2 separate regions of the Mus musculus genome follow, and region 2 is linked to region 1. A link is a contact called in ENCODE Hi-C or POLR2A ChIA-PET data. All regions are on one chromosome and are shown on one strand. Each heading gives the region's core, a stretch centred on a gene start or an enhancer-like site at or near the end of the contact. The rest is flanking DNA. Distances are from core to core; before and after follow the strand shown. Region 1 overlaps Macrod1 (mono-ADP ribosylhydrolase 1). Region 2 overlaps Macrod1 (mono-ADP ribosylhydrolase 1).

Region 1 (4,220 bases), core at 1,062-3,561:
CAGGAAGGAAGGGCAGGAGACTCCAGCATATGTGAAGATCCCCTGGCTCAGATACCTCTGGTGGAGGAGAGGGGACCAAAGGGGCAGAAGGGAACTTGTCCCTGGGAGTGAGCACAGCAGGCAGGAGTGTGGCCTGGAATCCCCAGCTTGTGGCTTTGAGTAAAGCTAGTAACAGACATCTGGGGAGGACTAGCTATTTGAGTGTTTTCTTTCTTTCCTTTCTTTTAACTTTTCTTATTTCTTTTTCTCTTTTGAACCTTCTTTTATTTTGGAAAGAGGACCTCACGTAGCCCAGGATGACCTTGAACTCCCTGAGTAACTAAGACTGGGGGTTGAATTTCTGACCCTCCTACCTCTGCCTCTGCATGCTAGGAACAGCTGGAGGAGGGGCTAACACACTCCTAGGATCCATGCAGAGGAGGCCTGGGATCCCTGTCACCCCATTGGCTTTCCCCCTGGAGGGCATCCACACGGGACTACCCACCATGTGCCTACAAGCCACTGAGCCACAGGGCCAGTAAAGCACTGCTTCCAAATCCACTGAGAGCTGGAAGATGCTCAGTCAGTAAAGTGCTTGCCACACACACACACACACACACACACACACAAGGCCCTAGGCTTGAGCTCCAGCACAAATAAAGCCAGGGGCAGCAGGGTGCCCCTTGTAATCCCAGTGCTGGGGGATACAGGCAGGAGGATTTGTGGGCTTTGCTGGCTGGCCAGCCGTGCCTCGTGGGAGAGGTTCTAGGTCCTGATGAGAACTTTGTCTCAGACCCCAGAACAGCTTCTGAGGAATGACACCTGAATTTGAGCTCTGCCCCCACCAAGTAGGTATGCACGCATGTATGTCTACATGTACTCTCACACACCAGCATATACCCATATATCCACATACAAATAAATTAAAAGAGCTACAGTGTGGGAGGCCAGGCACAGTGGTACACACTGTAGTATTGGCATCAGGGACACACAGGCAGGAAGATCATGGCAAGGCCCAGGCTACACAGTAAGACCCTACATCAAAAAACAAAAGGCACCAAAATGCACACACAGACACACACACATACACACACCTACAGTGTGTGGTCCATCACTGGGGCTGTGGGACATGTGAGAGTGCTCAGAGATGAAAGTGGGAGCGGGCAGACCAGTTGAGGGCACCGTGGTCAGGTAGACAGGGTCAAGAAGCCACTGATGTTTCTGGCAAAAGTGGGTCAATTTCCTGAAAGAGGTTCTGGCCTTAGCTACTGGCACCAGACTCATCATCATGGCTCCCCAGGCCTGTCAAGGCCCTCCTGGGTATGTGTGTCTGTGTGTGTGTGTGGGGGGGGGGGGGTCAAGATACAGCAAAGCCTAATGAGTAAGGCCTGGCCAGCAGAGACACCTCCTGACTGGGCACTGGTAGACAGAGGACCAGCAGTTTCCCATGGGCCAGAGGTGGCCACTCCGGCCCCATCCTATGGGCCTAGAGCAATGGGCCATGTCAGGCCACAGCCTCCATGACCGACTCCCAAGTTAATGGTCCCTGGTGAACTCTCCTTGCAGAGACTTAGGACAGCCTCTGTCCCTCTGGGAGCCCAGCCACCTGTGCCTTGCCCTGCTTGGTGTCCGTTCACAGCTCTGCAGCCCAGGAGTTCCACTACCCTTGTCGGAGGTTTCAAAGTCACAGGCCCACTCTGTGCAGCCAGGGCCTCTTTGGCTCATCCCTGTTCTTGTCTCTCCAGTCAGAGGCTCTAATCGCTCCCACTGCTTGGTTACATTGGGGAGCCGTATCCTAGGAATCGGGGGGCCTCTTTCTCCCTAGCCCTGGTGCCTGCAGAAGCAGGGTCATCCAAGAGAGGACATAGCCCTTGCAGGGCAGGTGGCATCTGTCCATGCCCTGTGTGGCCTCTCAGCACCAAGAAGTGGGAATAAAGTCACAGGCCACCTGTCACCACAGCTGCCCATCCGTGAAGGGAGAGGCTTCTGTGGCAGAGGGCCTGGGTTTGTCTTCAGATTAGGTCTATCCCACACAGCATCTAAAGAACATTACCTGAAGTTGTCGTTTGGCCTACACATATGCACATATGTGTACACACAGCGACACACATGCACCTCTGAGATTACACTCCTGCTAGCCTCCCTGCTCTGGATGTATCTGTCTTTACAGGTAGAGTCTGGCAGTGGTCCAGAGTGGAGACTCCCACAGGTACCTTCGACCTGGCTGGCACACACGTACCAGTCCCTAAAACCCTGCCCTTTGTCAGGAGGCACTTGTCCTAGCAGAGCAGACTGGGAGGGTCACACTGCTAAGCAGACTCACCTCTACCCCTCCCACTCCACTGCTCCTTGGGTGCCAGGCTGTGCCGGGCCTTGCCTGCAACATAAGAAGAGGCAGAGGGAGGAGCCCTACTTCCAGAGCAGGAAAAGGAGTCGTGCTCCCAGCTGCCACAGCACAGCATCTGGGGCCCATGTTGTGCTCCCCCTGTCTGGAACTGCCAAGAGCCGAGGCTGGGGAGCCATTTGGAAACCAGCCCACTTTGGTGCTACCAGGAGCGCTCAGCTGCTCTAGCAAGGAAAATGGTACCCATGGAATACCAGGCACGGCTTCAGGGAGCAGAACCTGGTGGCTTCCTGAGTCAGCTCCTTTCCCCGGACCCTGTTCCCCACTGCCCCCAGCCCAGCCCTCACTCCTAGTATCCCCAGTTCTCCACATGGATTTGTTGAAATTGCAAGTGGGAGCCTCTTCTTTCCTGCCTGGACACTCCCAGCAGGGTCCCTGTCACTCTTGGTATGAAGACCAGGTCCCTCAGCACACTGATCAGGGCTCCTCTGAAGCCAGGTTCTCGTCCCCCCATCCCCAGCTTTGCTGCCTTCCACTGACCCAGAGCTTTGCCGTCAGCCCTCAGAGGGCACAAGTCCTCCCACCCTGAGCCTTTGCACATGCTGTTCCCCCCTGCCTCAGTTACTCTTCCTACTCAACTCAACTGTGCTGACCTTGTTTTAAGAGCAGTTTGGCCCCTTTCCTGGCCTGCAGCCCTCCGTCCTTGTCACTCTGACCTGCTACTGTGGTGACAAAGCTACCAGCCTAAGAGGAGTGACCACCCTTAGTGATGAAGAAGAAAGGAGCAGGCCCTGTGTCTGGCCCCCCTAGGGGCGGGGCAGTAAGCAGCCTCAGAACAAAGTCTGTTTGATCACAGCCCCTTCATCTGGAAAAGCAGGATACAGCTGTTGCCTGCAGCCTGTAGTTCGAAACGAGAGCAAATCCCCTTTCCCTGCTGCCCCCATCTCCAGCCTGTAGCTCTGATGGGAACTCTGCCCTCTGAGCTCCCGGACAGCTCTGCCCAAGGAGGCAGCAACACTCTCATATCAAATGTGATTGGCTAAATGGGCTAGCCACTGAGCCTACCTGGGTCTGCACAGAACACACCAGGCGTCTGATTAATACCATGCACATGAAACTCCGTCCCTAAGAGCCAGAGGTTGGAGCAAAGCAGGTAGGCTAATTGTTAATACAGGAATTAATATCGGCAAGCATAGATCTAGAAGGGAGCATGAACAGAAAAACTAAAGATCCATCAAATTCTGCAACAAGCCCTGAGGGACAGATGTGGGCTGTACTGCTGCCACCCGGTTCTCAAGTGTCTGTCAGCAGAGCCTGAAGGGTGCCACAATCATAGGACAGTGTTGTCTTCTTCAGGAAGCTCCCCCTCACGTTCATCGTTTTTCTCCTGAGCTGCGCCTGGCATGTGTATCACACTGTGGTTTCTGTTAGCCACTGGCTTCCCCACAAGGCTGAGACCTCTTAGGGACTGGGCTCCTCGGATCCCCAGCGTATTGTACAATGCCTGGAGCATGATTGGACTGAGTTTGTTAGGTGAGGCACATGGATGGTTGAATGGATTATAGGGATAGGTGGTCAGAGAGATAGGCGGAATGAAAGTGGATGGATGGATGGATGGATGGTTGGATCCTGCATGGACAGATGAGTGTGGGTCAGATGGATGAATGGATTCTGGGTGGATTGATGAATGTGGGTAGGCACATAGACAAGGTAGACAAGATGGAGGGGAGATGGTTGGATGGTTGGAAGGCTGGGTGGATGGGAAGGAGATGGATAAGGGATGGATGGGGGAAATGGAGAGGTAGGGGACATGAGAAAGCCTTGGGAGGGACTTGGGGCCTGGAGGGGCTGTGTTTGTCTAGAGACACGGTCTTGGCATGGTGTGGGGAGAGGAAAC
Region 2 (4,220 bases), core at 1,244-3,743, 68 kb before region 1:
CCTGCTTCAGACTCCTGGCAGCTGGGAACACAGGCACATGTCGCAGTCCCCAGCTTTTATCTTATTTTTAAAGGCTTTACTTACTATTCATGTGTTTGTGTGTCTGTGTGTATCACATGTGTGTGCGCCTGAGGATGCCGGGAGAGTTGTTGGAGTCCCTCGGCAGGCAGTTGTGAGCCACCTTTGTGCGTGCTGGGAATTGAACTCAGCCCTCTGAAAGAACAGCAAGTGCTGTAACTATGGAACATCTCCTCAGCCGCCTCTCCTCCTCCTCCCCTTCCTCCTCCTCCTCCTCCCCTTCCTCCTCCTCCTCCCCCTTCCTCCTCCCCCTCCTCCCCCTTCTCCAGCTTTTTTATTTGTTACTTTTTGAAACAGGGTCTCTCTATGTACTCCTTCAGCTGGCTGTCTTGGATCCTCCTGGAGTACTGAGTACTGAGTACTGAGATTGAAGATGGGCACCATCATGCCCAGTCTAAGCACCCAGTTTTTAAACAAGGGGCTGAAGCCGATCTCAGCTCTGGTGGTGTGAAAGTTCTAGATCATAGGGTGCAGGTTCCAGGCCAGTGCACACACATTTGACTTTAAGACAAGCCTGGTCCTCTGCTGCTCATCATGGACTGGTATGGTCTCACCACACTCCGCTGAACCTAACCAGCTGGCTTTGAGTCCTGTGACCTTGAACTGCCCACTCATGTCACTCAGTGCCAAGTCCTTGGACCACTGAAGAGTGAGGTTTGGGGGGGCCTCGCTCGGTGCCTCCCTTGTGCTCCCCAGGTTCTCCCTACCTGTCCTCCTGCTGTGCTCGCCCCCAGCTCAGGTGACCTGCCACCTCTCTTTTACCGTCTCAGCCCCTGGCCCTAGTCTGCCAGCCCTGAGGAGGGCAAGGTAGGGATTCCCAAGTTTCTGGCCAGGCACTTGGCCTAGTTAGGTACTGGCAAGTGGCCACTGCCCAGTGAGAGGGAGAGGGCCAGCCCTCTCCCGCCCCCTCAAAGTTTGGCAAGTGCCACTAAAGATCAGAGGAAGCCCAGGGACAAAGGCGGTACCCTGCCTTGCTTTACTTTTTACAAGGAACATCTCATTTTTGTCTGTCTGTCTAGGGCTGCTCATGTAGCCCAAGCTAGCCTTGAATTCATGTGTAGCTGAGGGAGAATGACCTTGTATTCTTGATCCTCCTGCCTCAGGATCCTGGGTGCTGGGAGTACAGGCAAAGAAAGAGCCACCATGTCTAGCTTTAGGAAATGTTGTAAAATGTAATATTAATATATTTCTGAAAAAGTCACACGATGGCATTTAAAGTATTTGTTAGTGGAGGTGGGGTGGGGAGACTAAGGCACAGAGCCTACAGGGCAGCAGGAGCTTGCTGGACAGGGTATACTCACTGCTCACCTCTCTGGGGAGACACTGCCACCATTTCCAGAGGCAGCCCTGAGCCATGGGGACAATCTCCTCACAGTGTAAATTGAACCAGTTCCCTTTTTACCTCAGCTTCTCAATTAAAATGGTTCCAGGTCTGGGAGTATGTCTCGGAGGTAGAACCTAGCTCCCTCTGCAAGAAGGTCCCAGGTCCCACCCCCAGCACAGTCAAGAAAACAAAAAAAACAAAAGAAGCCCAAAATCTCTCAATAGGGAGCCCCTTGAACTTCATTAGTAAGAAGCACCCCTCCTTTGTTCTCCGGATATAGAATGGGCCCCAGCAAGGCCCCACCAACACATTATTCCATCTCTTTCCCTACACTCTCCCCAGCAGCCCCACACTCCCCAGCATCCCACTCTCCCCAGCAGCCCCACACTCCCCAGCATCCCACTCTCCACAGCATCCCTACACCTCCCTACACTTCAGATAAGCAGCCTTCTGAATACTGCCACCCCACCCAGCATGCCACATCACAGAGCTCTGGTACATAGCAGGTGTCTAGGACTTTTTGTTTTCAGTATTGGGGACTGACTATTGGCCTCTTGCATGCTAGGCAAGTGCTCTCCCACTAAACCATATCCCCACCTCATTGGTTTTTTGTTTTCTGTTTTGTTTTGTTTTGGGTTTGGTTTGGTTTTCTGAAACAATAATTTCTCTGTGTAGCCCTGGCTGTCCTGGAACTTGCACTGTAGACCAGGGTGGCTTCAAACTCACAGAGATCTACCTGCCTCTGCCTCCTGAGTGCTGGGATTAAAGACGTGGACTACCACCGCCCAGCTGTTATTGTGTTTTTAGACAGGGTCTCTCTGTGTCCCAGGTTGGACTGGCACTTTGGATCTTCTTGCTGAAGCTTCCCGAGTTGATGGGATTAAAGGTGTGCCACCAGGCCAAACCTCAGCAAAGCCTCAGCAACGATTATTGGAAGAATTGGACAGTTATGGACTATATGCACCAAGTCACTCAGCCCACTATGTGGGTTGCACATGGACTAAACCTAGCTCTGCCCATTCCCCACATGAGGCTCTTCACCAGCTGGCCCAGCAGGAAGCCAGCCCAGCAGGAAGCCCAGGAATGGGAAATGGTTCTACCACAAGGCTGGTCCAAGGCCAGCGGCCAAGCCACCTTCTGGCTTTCCCAGCCAGACAGGGACTAAGTCCTTCATGCCTGGGAGGAGGGGATGGCCTTCTGAGGGAGGTGGTAGAGGGGAATGCAGAGAAGAGAGTCAGTTACCAGTGACCCGAGGAAAGTGCTGAGCAGGTGCCTGGGCCGGGAAGAGGGTGGGCAAGCAGGCACAGAGGTGACTTTGAAGCTGGCACAGCCCCTGCACATGCCCCAGGAGGCTCCTGCCTGCACTCCACTTGTCTCCTCAGCTCTGTGTGTGCACCCTATCCTGGCTCCCCAGTGGCACCTGCCTGGAACAGCTGAGGATCTGGGGGCTGCTTCCCTCAACCCTTGAAAGCTCACTGGTCTGTTTTCTCAGTCCTCTGGAGTGAGTCAGCTTCCAGCAAAGATGCTTTCTGCAGCTGAGCCCTGGGGTGAGGTAGACCCTGCTGGCACAGAGCTCACTCTAGGGTGACAGTCAACACTACACAGGCATAAACTTGAACCAGAGTTAGATATCATCAGAGGTCATGAAGGCAATCAAAGGGAAGATCAAGGAGGCCTGGCAGGCTGTCTCTCACATATGGCAAGGACCTACTGAATGGGGAGGCTTGAAAAGCACACAGCAGGCAAAGAATGGCTGGGCAAAGGCCCTGAGGCAGAAGCCTAGCTTGGAGGTATAGCACAGGGCCCCGTGGTGGCTGAGATAGAGATGAAAGAGGAGGGCAGGGGAGAGGAGGGGTAACGGGAGGGGAGGGGACAGAAGGCCAGGGGCCTCTGGGGCTGGGCATCTGAAAGCTGGGCTTCTGGGAGCTACAGCGGCAAGGCAAATAGGCACACAGAGGTCAGACTGCCTACAGGGCCCTGTCTCACACCTGAATTGTCCTCGTGGCTTGCCAGGCGCAAGGCTGACACCTACAAGGAGGGCTCTGTGGAGGCTTTGTCCCATTGCCACATAAACTGACAGCTGCCCCCTAAGCTCTGTTCTGGGGAAGGCGCTTTTTCCTCCTCCGCTCCCACAGGCCTGCGATAGAGATCCGCGTTCCAAGAGGGCGAGTCATTTAAAACACGCTTTAGATTAGAAACACCCACAGATGGAATAAGATGTAAAATGTGCTGAATTTTGAAGATAAAACAAGAGACTTCAAAGCTACCTCAAGCTGGGCAAGCAGTCACCATGTTGGACGAGCTCTGTCCCCCCAGGCCAAGGTCACTGTCCTTCAAGGTGTGGGTGCTAAGGTGCAGAGCGAGGCTGTGTCAGCTTGGGCCTTGCAGTGCACAGGTAGAGGAAGGCCGTGTGGGGCACGGGGCTGCTACTTATTACCAAATCCACCCCCAGCCAGAGGTCACAGGGGCTTTCAACAGCAACAATGACATGTCCACCCTCCTGTCCCATTTACAGGTGGGGAAATGGAAGTGACTTGCTTCAGGACAGAGTCCAGAGTGCAAAGAGCCAGTGCCCTGTCCTTTGCCAGGGGTGATCTTAAAGCCCCCAGCTGTGATCTGGAGCCTCCCTCTATGTCTTTATCTGCTGATGAAGGAGTCATTTAATTAGGTTCTCATGGGCCCTGATGTTAAAATATTAGTGTCCAAAAGCAAAAACAGAAATAGCACAAAAGTGCCTTTAGGTGCGGTGGCAGATGCCTGTAATCTCAGCATTTTAGGAAATGGAGGCAGAAAGTGCAGGAGTTATAGCCTTGGCTAT

The links. Hi-C counts contacts between places; a loop is a spot of excess contacts on that map. ChIA-PET counts read pairs that join two places held with the same protein, here RNA polymerase II (POLR2A).
Region 2: a map of gastrocnemius shows a loop between it and region 1 (1.9-fold over the local background). The contact joins two enhancer-like sites. A Hi-C loop is called at or near these places in 2 of 37 maps with a recorded cell type or tissue (gastrocnemius and heart). POLR2A ChIA-PET finds 5 or more read pairs at or near these places in 2 of 5 experiments (Patski and embryonic stem cell).

The regions. Positions count from the first base shown.
Region 1 is chr19:7,109,207-7,113,426 of GRCm38, reverse strand. The region is part of intron 3 of Macrod1 (mono-ADP ribosylhydrolase 1); the gene reads right to left. It also overlaps a transcript of Flrt1 not described here. Among named protein-coding and RNA genes, the nearest start is that of Flrt1, 5.6 kb to the right of the region's middle. Within about 2 kb of position 2,311, at least 1 of the 3 ENCODE cell types and tissues checked has a DNase peak (open chromatin) inside an H3K27ac peak, as active enhancers do.
Region 2 is chr19:7,177,629-7,181,848 of GRCm38, reverse strand. All of the region lies in intron 3 of Macrod1 (mono-ADP ribosylhydrolase 1), which reads right to left. Among named protein-coding and RNA genes, the nearest start is that of Otub1, 27 kb to the left of the region's middle. Within about 2 kb of position 2,493, at least 1 of the 3 ENCODE cell types and tissues checked has a DNase peak (open chromatin) inside an H3K27ac peak, as active enhancers do.